2 separate regions of the Homo sapiens genome follow, and region 1 is linked to region 2. Evidence: chromatin contacts called from ENCODE Hi-C or POLR2A ChIA-PET data. All regions are on one chromosome and are shown on one strand. The core of a region is the stretch at or near the end of the contact, and the rest is flanking DNA. Distances in the headings are between cores, read along the strand shown. Region 1 holds the start of OR1F1 (olfactory receptor family 1 subfamily F member 1). Region 2 holds the start of ZNF200 (zinc finger protein 200).

What was found. A loop is a pair of places that touch in the nucleus more often than their neighbours do. ChIA-PET counts read pairs that join two places held with the same protein, here RNA polymerase II (POLR2A). Pooled maps may share reads with other maps.
Region 1: a loop to region 2 is called in a map of mammary epithelial cell, with 4 times the contacts of the local background. The contact joins the promoter of OR1F1 here to the promoter of ZNF200 in region 2. A Hi-C loop is called at or near these places in 10 of 168 maps with a recorded cell type or tissue (CD4-positive, alpha-beta T cell, CD4-positive, alpha-beta memory T cell, CD8-positive, alpha-beta T cell and 5 more), 17 of 37 single-sample maps with no recorded cell type and 17 of 50 pooled maps. POLR2A ChIA-PET finds 5 or more read pairs at or near these places in 23 of 52 experiments (CD4-positive, alpha-beta T cell, CD4-positive, alpha-beta memory T cell, CD8-positive, alpha-beta T cell and 18 more).

What each region holds. Positions count from the first base shown.
Region 1 is chr16:3,186,805-3,191,982 of GRCh38, forward strand. It overlaps OR1F1 (olfactory receptor family 1 subfamily F member 1), which reads left to right and starts at 1,400. Exons shown (of 4, transcript NM_001370640.6): 1 at 1,400-1,675; 2 at 2,945-2,994; 3 at 4,434-4,533. TRP-TGG3-5 (tRNA-Pro (anticodon TGG) 3-5) reads left to right here and starts at 1,290; the gene lies at 1,290-1,361. It overlaps TRP-AGG2-8 (tRNA-Pro (anticodon AGG) 2-8), which reads left to right and starts at 2,830; the gene lies at 2,830-2,901. It overlaps TRK-CTT4-1 (tRNA-Lys (anticodon CTT) 4-1), which reads left to right and starts at 4,697; the gene lies at 4,697-4,769. RefSeq lists silencers at 2,799-2,958, 4,979-5,178.
Region 2 is chr16:3,232,577-3,237,971 of GRCh38, forward strand. It overlaps ZNF200 (zinc finger protein 200), which reads right to left and starts at 2,582. Exons shown (of 5, transcript NM_198088.3): 1 at 2,411-2,582; 2 at 930-1,260; 3 at 257-345. The coding sequence starts at 1,179. RefSeq lists enhancers at 2,621-2,680, 2,691-2,900.

The DNA of each region.
Region 1 (5,178 bases), core at 150-2,649, 47 kb before region 2:
CTAGTCCCTATTCAGTAACTGACGAGAATGAGCAGTTGGACTCTATTCTGTTTCCTTTTTTTTTTTCTTTCTTTCTTTTTTTTTAGACAGGGTCTCACCCTGTCAGGCTGAAGGGCAGTGGCGCAGTCTGGGCTCACTCTAAACTCCATCTCCCGGGTTCAAGCGATTCTCGTGCCTCAGCTTCCTGAGTAGCTGGGACTACAGGCACGCGCCACCATACCAGGCTGATTTTTGTATTTTTAGTAGAGACAGCGGTCTGGCATGTTGGCCAGGCTGGTTTCGCATTCCTGGCTTCAAGTGATCACCCGCCTTGGCCTCCCAAAGTGCTGGGAATACCGGCGGGAGGTACCGCGCCCAGCCTCCTTCACTTTTCTGTGACTTCCAGAGCAGACAATACATAAGACACCGGGAGAGATGCCTGCAGGTGAGTAGACAGGGTTCTCCTTGGCTTCCTTTGAGTCTCAAGGAAGTCACTGAAGCAGCGGGCCCAGCTGCCTTTTACGCCTCACGCCAGCCTCCAGACACACCCATTGCACCATGTACTGCTACTTGGCAAACTTTGTCACGGAAATCCAATGTTTCCAGTTTCTGGGTCCCGAAACTCTTCCCATGCAAGCTCTAGGACAATCTCTTTTTCTCCAGTCTCCACTTCAAGGCTCAGTTGTTTTCCACCTATGGCCCTTAGGGCCAGCCCGAGGCTACACTTGCCAGCCAGAGAGGCTGCGGCAAGCAGCGTTTATGCTCCATAGTCCCAGGTGAGGAAGACGAAGCCTTTTTTGTCATAGATCTTCATTTCTTTTCTTAAATGTCTTTTAAAAATATGCCTATGTAATTTTTTAAAGGATTCGAAATCTATGTAGCCCAGTAATAAGCCCTTAGTTTGTAACTTCGATTGTATTTTCTTTGGATTATCATTTGCCGTTTTAAAACCTTGGATAAAATCTGTGTATTTCCTTTATGATTTCTGACATCTCTATCCTGCCTGGAAATCCTTTTACCTTAGTAATAGGCAAATGCACCTATATATCATACCAGCACGACATTGAAACCACCAGCTCATAACCTCAGCGGGTAACCTTGTTGGTTTACCCAGCAGGAGTAAAGCCTGCCTCGGAAATCTGAGGGTGGCCGCGAACCCACAAGTCAAGATTCGCAGGTGCGCGCGCTAAGGACTGAGCTATTGGGGCGATGGAGAGAGTCTCGCTCTGCGTCAGGGACGGAAGGACGTGTCCCCCACCAGAAAAAGGAAAAAAAAAAAAAAAAAAAGAAAAAAGAAAAAAGGAAGCGGCGGCTCGTTGGTCTAGGGGTATGATTCTCGCTTTGGGTGCGAGAGGTCCCGGGTTCAAATCCCGGACGAGCCCCCTTTTCCTTCTCTTTTTTCCCATTTCGCATTTTCAGCAAGGACAGGAGACTAGGAAGGCGGAGGGAGGCTGCTATTGGCAGGGCCTCAGTGGAGACCTCCCGGGGTCCCGGGACGCAGACGGACGGGCCTGAATCGCTCGCCTTGGTGAAATGGGATCCAGCGCTGCCAACTGCGGCAACTGCGGTTAAAGGAGACGACCCCGTGCAGCAGGAGGAGGTTATTTAGAATAAGGAAGAATGCGCCGGGCTCATTGGTCGCTACAGGGGCATAAATTTTTTCTAGGATTCCAGAGTATGGCTGCTCCAGTCCCAGGTGAGCCCTCCTCCGCTTAAAATTCCAGTTTATTCGGAGAAGGGGAGAATACCGGAAGCGGGGGAGAAGGGAGGGGAGTGAGTGAGAGGAGGGAGGCGGGGAAGACCGGGCATCCGCGGGCAGCACTTCAGTCGGCCCTGGCGGGGTGGGGGTCTCGGCCCTTGTCCCCACCCCCAGACCCCGGGGCCTTCCCACTGAGAGCGAGGGAATTCGCGGCTTTGATCTGGAGGGGACAGGGAGCCCCTTTTAGCCCAGATCTGCTGGATTCTCGGGAGTCAGGTGAAATCTGGATACAGGGAAGGGCAGAGTGACAGTAAAGGGTGCCCCGGAACCGATGCCCGACGCCTGCTGCCCCACGGCCTTCATTCTTGCTCCTCCTCACGTCCTGGGGACTGGAGGTCCCGCCAGCTCCCCCCAGTGAAGGGCAAGGGGGCGCATCGCAGAATCGCCCCTGGTGCGCAGCGTAGTTGGTGGCCTAAGCCGTCTTCTCCGAGAGCTCAGCCATCCTGGGCACTTGAGGCCAGGCAGGCGCTGCGGGGCTGGTTCAGTCGATGGAGAAAAGAGACTCTCAGCGTCAGCCTTTAGGGTTCGAGGCCCACGTGGGAAACTCGCTTTCTGGGTTTTGGCTTCCCTGGGGAGAAGGGAGGACCGGAGCCGGAGAAGCGTGAGGTGCGGCGAGGTAGGGTGCCTGGTAGCTGGTGTCTCGTGCACTCCGTCAGGCCTTTATTGAACACCCATTGGTGCCACGCTGAGGGACTGCAGCGTTTCCAAGGCGAGCTTGCAGTGATCGAGGCTCGCAGACCCTCAGCGCAGCCGCTGCCTGCTATTGGGAGGTTCCCATGTCCTGCGGAAGCTGGAGCTCCTCACTGCGCGCCTCGGAGACGCCGAATCCCCAACTCAAGGCCGAGTGGCGGTGGCGGGCGAGGACCCAGGGCCCTTCTGGATTGTGGTAGCGCCAGGGCTGCTCCCCATTTTGTGCGTCGCGGAGGAGGGGCCGGGGCTCTGGGCTTCCGCCACACCCATCCTCACTTGAAATTGCCCCTTCCAGGCGGGTCTGAAATAAGATTCTACTCACTGGGTCCTGCTGGGTCCGCCCCAGCCGCCCCCAGGATGCTAGGACGCCCACAAAGATAACCTTAATGCGTAAATCGTGTGGCTCGTTGGTCTAGGGGTATGATTCTCGCTTAGGGTGCGAGAGGTCCCGGGTTCAAATCCCGGACGAGCCCGGCTTTTGGTGCAGGGTAAAAGTCGTTTCCTGCTCTTTTTTAGATTCGGCTCGACTTACAGACCTCAGCGCAGGACGTGGACGCCCTGCAAAGGTAATTTGTACAAAGGTCTCAAGCTATGTTGACGCCGCCTACTATCCCACTACCTCTTCTTAAAATTCATCTAGAGTCCTGTCACCAGTGTTGCCAGAGCCCTTTTGACAAGCTATTTTTTTTGTCGTTTGTTTGGTTTTTGGTGGTTTTTGTTTTGTTTTGTTTTGTTTTTTGTTACTTCTGGCAGTGCAAACTCGAGGCACCGAAGAAGAGACAAGTCCCTATATACAATAAGAGCCGAATCTTCACAGTCAGACGCCTTAAAAGGTCCAGCCTGGGACTCCCACCCACTATCCCCGGTTCTAGCAGTCGCAGTCTTAATGAGAGAGTGAGCCAGGCACTCGAGCAGTGGAGATAGGCTATGGGTGTTTGCGTCTGGGGTCCAGAGACCTCTCCCTCCCCACATCCCGTCACTCCTCACCTGCGTGTAGCCTCTTGGGGCTCCTCTGCTCCCCTGTCCTGGTTTTGGAAGGAGTACGGACTGAACCCTGGAACCCGGGTACCCCGTCCTGAGTCCCAGCGCCCACCAGGACTGGGGCCTCCTCTGGTCTACTCTGAGGACAGATTCTATTGGCAGGGACTTCATTTTTGTTTGGGACGCTGGGTTTGAGAACGTGCTATGAATCAAGAATCAAAGAAATTTACAAGGAAAATGGACCCAGCACAAGGAGGCAGGGAGGCAGGGCTCACGCCTGCAATCCCAGCACTTTGGGAGGCTGAGGCAGGTTAATCACCTGATGTCAGGAGATTGAGACCATCCTGGCCAACATGGTAAAACCCTGTCTCTACTGAAAATACAAAAATTAGTCGGTCATGGTGGCGGGCGCCTGTAATCCCAGGTACTAGGAAGGATGAGGCAGGAGAATCGCTTGAACCCCGGAGATGGGGGTTGCAGTGAGCTGAAATGGCGCCAGTGCACTCCAGCCTGGGTGACAAGGTAAGACTCTATCTAAAAAAAAAAAAAAAAAAAGACCGCAAAACAAGGTATCATGAACAACAAGTCATCAACAGTAGGCAACAGAAACAAAATTGCAAACATTTTGGATGCAGACTATTGGGAAGTCTGTAATACAATTATCCTTAGGAAAGGCAATAAAGAAAATATCTTTGACAACGGGACCTATGTAAAATGCTCTCCTTTGAACCTTCTAGATTGAAAAAACAACCAAATAGTTCTAGATATAAAAGCACACAGTAATGGAAACGGAACAGCTACATGCACGTCACAGTAGGTTACAGTGCGGAGCGACACCTGCGAGGACTTCTGTGAGCTCCCAGTGAGCTTCAGACATTCTGTCTGCAGCTCCAAAGATGGGTTAATTTGCCCGATACACAGCAGAACTCTCCTGTTCCTGTAATTCGAGTGGCCTCCAAAAAGAGGTTGTCGTTGACTCTTTTAGGTGCGTGCAGTGTGGGTATGTTTTTTCTCTTTCTGAAAGGAGGACATTTCAGCGGACGGCAGAGAATACAGATTTATGCCAGCGCCCTGCGGAAGGAGCCTCTGGCGGGTCATCTCCATTTATGGGAGATCGCAGAGCGGTGAGCAAAGTCTTGCACCAGCGGGGATGTCGGGGTGGAACTGAACCTGTTGTAGGGGACCCCCAGTGTGCCCTGGTTTCTGGGGCTGATTCATTACGTCACTTAGTTTCTACTATTCTCATGCCACCCCGCCAATTACTAGACATAAAACGTTCCCAGGGAAGCCCGGCTAGCTCAGTCGGTAGAGCATGGGACTCTTAATCTCAGGGTCGTGGGTTCGAGCCCCACGTTGGGCGACTTGTTTTCTTCCTTGCTACCTTGGAGTTCTGGAAACAGCCAGCATTTAATGAACACTACCAGGTGCCACATCGCGCTCTGTGATGGTATCCCCTCAATGATTGAATTTTGGTCTCCGCGCGCTCCCAGCAGCAAGGATTGTCAGTGAAATGACCAAAGGCAGCACCGGGACGGGCTGGTTGCCAGCCAGGGGCAGAGGGGCGGGGGCGGGTGAGAACTGAGGGGCCACAGGATGGGTGTGAGGGGTGCAGGGGCCTCTCCCCACTTTGTGCGGTGCGGAGAGGGGCCGGGGCGCTGGCCCACCCACTGAGTCTGCAATCCCAGTCTCCTGTCACTTTGCTTTCGCAGGCTTGAGCTTTATCGCTCCAAGTACTCCACGGCTGCCACAAAGAAAAGTAAAGGGCCTGC
Region 2 (5,395 bases), core at 1,332-3,831:
AGTAACTGAGGTTCACTGACAGCCCTACTGGTAAGAAAAGCTGACACACAAAGATCAAGGGAAGGGATAGCAAGAGGGACCTATAAATCCCACAGAGGTGCAGCAAAGACAGGACAGCCAGGCTGAGAAGGGCTCAAGGAAAAAGCAGAAGAAAAACACCCAAGAAGGCCAACTCCTAAGAATGTGTTTTTACACACAGGTTGGCCAAGCACGGAAGGTGATGGATTCAGGCAGTAAATGGGAAAACCAAACCCACCTCAGGGTTAGCTTTCAAATACAGAGACACTGTCTCTTGTTCCTTTTGGACTCCTTTGGGCAGAAGCTTCACCAAGGGACGAGGATGCACTGGGGAAAGAGGAAGGTTTAGTTAGTGAAAAACTCAGTGACTCTAACACAGAGACTCCCCATACCGCGAGGCCAGGCTGTCCTCATTCCTTTGACAGGTAACTCATGGCCTTTTCTGCTCCTGTGAGCCCTTATAGAGTTCAAGCCATAAACTCTAGGGTCTTGAACCTATGGCATCTCCCTGTTATGAAAAGAATGACTTCTCTAAGCACCTTTCAGAATTTCCCATAGAGTATTACTAAAGGAGAGCTTAGGGCAACGTAAAGTGTGAAGATGCCCAGAAAAAGCACAAAATTTCTAAAATTCCACATCAACCTAACTCAATAATTCATCTGATTTATCCTTAAAAGATATTTCCCTCAGAATGTTTGGGTAAAACTGACACTACAGAAAGATGCACACTGTTTATTCTGTGGCCTTACTCACACCCAGCACTTGAGAAGAACTTCCTCTTTCCAACACTAGAATTGACTCCTTTTCCAATATACACCATCCTAACTTGAATTTATAACTAACACAGAAACCTATCTTAGACTCCAGTACCTCCTCCTCCTCTTCTAGTGAAACAAGCATGTGCTTCTCACCTCTGTTCTGAAGGCTTGAGCTCACATCTTTCATAATAACCAAGGTCTCCTTGACTTTCTGACTGGGCTGGACCAGGCTTGGCTTGGGCAAGAAGGTGAGGAAGTGCTCCAGCACTAGCTGGTGGATGGTCTTGGGCCCGTTAGTGGCATCTCGAAGTAGGTCTTGGCCCAGCTTGGAGTCTGGCGGAACTCTCAGTATAAAGGACTGCTTTGGCTTTGGGGGCATAGGAACCACTTTTGCAGCCATCATGCCTTGCAACCACACACCACACTCGTTTCGCGGGGCCTCCAGAGCCACCTCTTACTAGAGGAAATCTGCCAGAGAGCCAAGCTGTAGACAGAGAAACCAGGGATTACCCAAAAGACCAGGCACGGCATTACTGCACTCCAATATGTGGCATGGCTGGTGAGGCTACATGAGATCTAAAGAAAACGACAGCTGGGATAGGGAAATCATAACTGAAACGCAGTATTTGAACAAGATATGCTTAGGAAGATGTGAAAGGAAGATCCTGAGAATGAAAAACAGAGACTGTGCAAACCTCAAGTCCAAAGGGAAGGGAGTAAGGGTGGAGCGGAGAAGGCCAAGGTCCAGCCTCCTGAGAAATACAAAGTGTGGCCAGGTACCGGTGGCTCACACCTGTAATCCCAGCACTTTGGAAGGCCCTGGCGGGTGGATCGCTTGAGTCCAGGAGTTCAAGACCAGCCTGGGCAACACAGCAAGACACCGACTCCATAAAAAAAAAAAAAATTAGCTGGGCGTGGCGACACAAGCCTGTGGTCCCAGCTACTGGGGAGCTGGGAGGATTGCTTGTGCCCAGGAGGTCGAGGCTGCAGTGAACTGTGATCGCGCCACTGCACTGCAGTCTGAGCGACAAAGCAAGACCCTGACTCTAAAAAAAGAAAGGAAAAGAGAAAGGAAAGAAGGAGGAAGGGAATCAGGGAAGAGAAAGAAAATAAAAGGAAAAAGAAAGAAAAGACAGAAAGAAAGACGGTGTGTAAAACCCACCAGGAATAGGTTAAATCAGGCTTGGAGAAAGAGCAATGGGCTAGAAGACAGGAAATCTGGGGTCAATACCGAGGACATCTGCCTAAAAGCAGGTTGGTCACTGAATCTGGCCATACTGTACCCCTCGAACCGAAGCTCCCTCCGGTGCCCTTTGGGCGGGGAGGCGGTTGGTGACTCTCCCGGGGAGCAGATGCAAGGCCGAGGAGGTGTCCACACACCGCCTGCCGACTCCTCTCCGCCGTCAAAGCTCTGCTGAGAGCGGCAGGCGACATCCCACTAAGGACCGCCGGGCCAGGCTCACTCTGGGGCCTCTTCCGCTGGTCAAGGAACACCTTTACCGTAAAGCTCAGCGTGCGCCCCTGCCTGAGGCGCTCACCAGGCTCCCTACCCGGCCTTGCTCCCTCAGCAACGGACACGCTCCGCTCCCCAGAGGCGGCCTCAGCCTGGTTCCCGCCCTCACGGAGCCCCTCACCTCTCGGGGCCTCTGCAGCCCCTGAGCGTTTGCTGGGGACGGCTCAGAGACTCAGGCTCCGGGAGAGATAGAAAAACTAGGCGCGAGCGGTCGAGCCCTCCCCTCGCCCTTCCGAGTGCCCTCACAGGTCGCCGGCGACTATTCGTTCGCGCCGCCGCCAGTTGAGGAGAACGGCAGGGACTCGGTGCCTTCTGGGAAGTCGGGCGCTCTGCGGCTGTGACGTCACAACCGGTGCCTTGTTTCCGGTGCAGAAGCCTGGTCTCCCCGTTCGGAGCCGGCAGTCTGCGCTTGAGACGTTAAGACTTGAGACAGGCCAGAGGAGCTCTCAGGGCCGGAGGGAGGCCAGGACGGCTGTAGCCTCTCTGTGGTTCTGCCTGGAAGACGGAAGGCAGGTGGTTGGCTCTAGTCATCCACGACGGGCTGGCACCTCTCCAGCTGCGGCCAGTCTAACCCCAGGGCCTGCTGGGAAATGTAGTTCGAATGCAAACAACCAATGGACGACCGTCAGGCGCGGCGGTTGGGGCGGGGCAGGCCCCCCCACCGCCCCACCCCCCGCCCACCCAGCGCCCGCGCTCCCCCCACCCCCCACCCCGCCACCCCCCTACCCCGCCACTCCCCCACCGCCCTACTCTCCCCACCCCCCACCCCCCTACTCTCCCCACCCCCCACCCCCCACCCCGCCACCCCCCACGGCGCCACCCCCCAACCCCCACCCCCCTACTCTCCCCACCCCCCTACTCTCCCCACCCCCCTACTCTCCCCACCCCCTACTCTCCCCACCCCCCTACTCTCCCCACCCCCCCACCCCCTACTCTCCCCACCCCCCTACTCTCCCCACCCCCCTACTCTCCCCACCCCCCCACCCCCTACCCTCCCCACCCCCCCACCCCCCTACCCTCCCCACCCCCCTACCCTCCCCACCCCCCTACCCTCCCCACCCCCCTACCCCGAGGCTTAAAGGAAGCAAGCTATCTCTCCGACCGGAAAATCAAGACGCCTCCGCGGTTTCCGCCTTTTACTGCGGTTCTCCAGTAAAAAGACTGCGGAGGCGGACAGGGTGTGGCCGCCATGGGACTCCGCCCCCGCTCTGGTGACTCCCATAGGTTAGAGATGGGGCACCGACATTGCCCACTCCAGCTTGCTAACTTCTACACTGCTGTCCGCACCGGCCGTCTTGTTTTTAAAGACATCTTAATTGCCCTTCTCCTACTGTCTCGGTTTCCTTTCTCAATTTCAGCTTCCTACGGAGGCCGAACAGAGTTTTGTGTTTGTGCGTTGTATCCACACTCGGTTCGTTCCCCAGTGACGCACTGATCAGGGTTCGGACAACTTGTGGGCAGGGATGGCCTTATTTCTCGATGTAATACCAGCCTCCAGAAAGTTGACAAAAGTAAAAATATAAATGAATGCCTCTTCTTAAAGTTAATTATACCTGACTAATGGCTGACGATGGCTTAAAATATGTTACAAAGAAACGAGTATGAAAACTGTGTGGCACCAAGACATTCTAGAAAAATAAGGAATATCTGCCTTTTCAGATCAAAATTTACTAAAAAGCCTCCGTTAATCAAAGCATTATGGTTTGAATTATGAGGCAAAACAGATAACTGAGATGTCTTGAAGTAAAATATAAACCTGTGTGATTGTATTTTTTAAGAACTTTTTCTTGACTCTGTTAACAAACAAGAAATAGACTGGAAGATAATTGTAAAGATTAGCTACACAAAAGATTATACATTCCTAAGACAAAATGAACCCCTGCCAACTGACAAAAAGCAAAGGCAATGAGGAGCTCTTCCCGAGAGGAGGAAAACTAATTGGTCATTAACATTTAAAAAGATGCTTAACCACACTACTAGTCAAGATTATCACTTTTAAAGGGAACCACATTTTTCACCTATCAAACAATGAAGGTGGAGAAATAGGCACTCCTTTCGCTGGTAGTGTGGTGTGTGAAGTCATCTTGTAATATATATTAAAATTAAAAGTACAAGTATGTACCCTTTGACCTTCACAATCTCATCTGTGAATCTGATGTCTACAAATTTCTTGTAGAATTCTTTGTAGTGACAAAAACTAGAAATGACATGCATGTTCATACGTAAGGAAAGGAGTAAATTGGTGCATTCATACTCTGGAAATTACCCAGCTATGAAAAAGAATGGATTGGAACTATATGTACACCTGGAGGGATGGCCATAAAATATTACATGAAAAAGTTTCAGAGCTACATATATTATGCATAATTATATTTTTGGAACAAACAAAACACCTTGTGTATGTTTGTGTTGAGGGATACACAATAGATTATTAAAATGGTTACTCATGGGATGGCCAGGCGCAGTGGCTCATGCCTGTAATCCCAGCACTTTGGGAAGCCAGAGGTGGGCTGATCACTGGAGGTTAGGAGTTCAAGACCAGCCTGGCCAACATGGGGAAACCCCATCTGTACTAAAAATACAAAAATTAGCCGGGCGTGGTGGCGGGTGCCTGTAATCTCATCTACTTGGGAGGAGGCTGAAGCACAAGAATTGCTTGAACCCAGGAGGTGGAGGTGGACGTTACAGTGAGCCAAGATCGCACCACTGCACTCCAGCCTGAGTGACAGGCACACCAGCCTGGGCGACAGAGTAGTAAGACTCTGTCTCTAAATAAATACGTAAAATAAAAATAAAATGGTTACTCAGAGGGAGGGAATGGAAATGGAGAAAAGGGAGAGATTACACTTTTTTTTTATTGTGTCACTTCATTTAATGAGCACGTCAATTTGGTAACTAAAAATAATAAAACCTTAAAAAAAAATAGAACAATAGGCCGGGCATGGTGGCTCATCCCAGCACTTTTGGAGGCTGAGGTGGGCAGATCATCTGAGGTCAGGAGTTCGAGAGCAGCCTAACATAGTGAAACCCGTCTCTACTAAAAAATACAAAATTAGCCGGGCGTGGTGATGCATGCCTATAATCCCAGCTACTCAGGAGGCTGAGA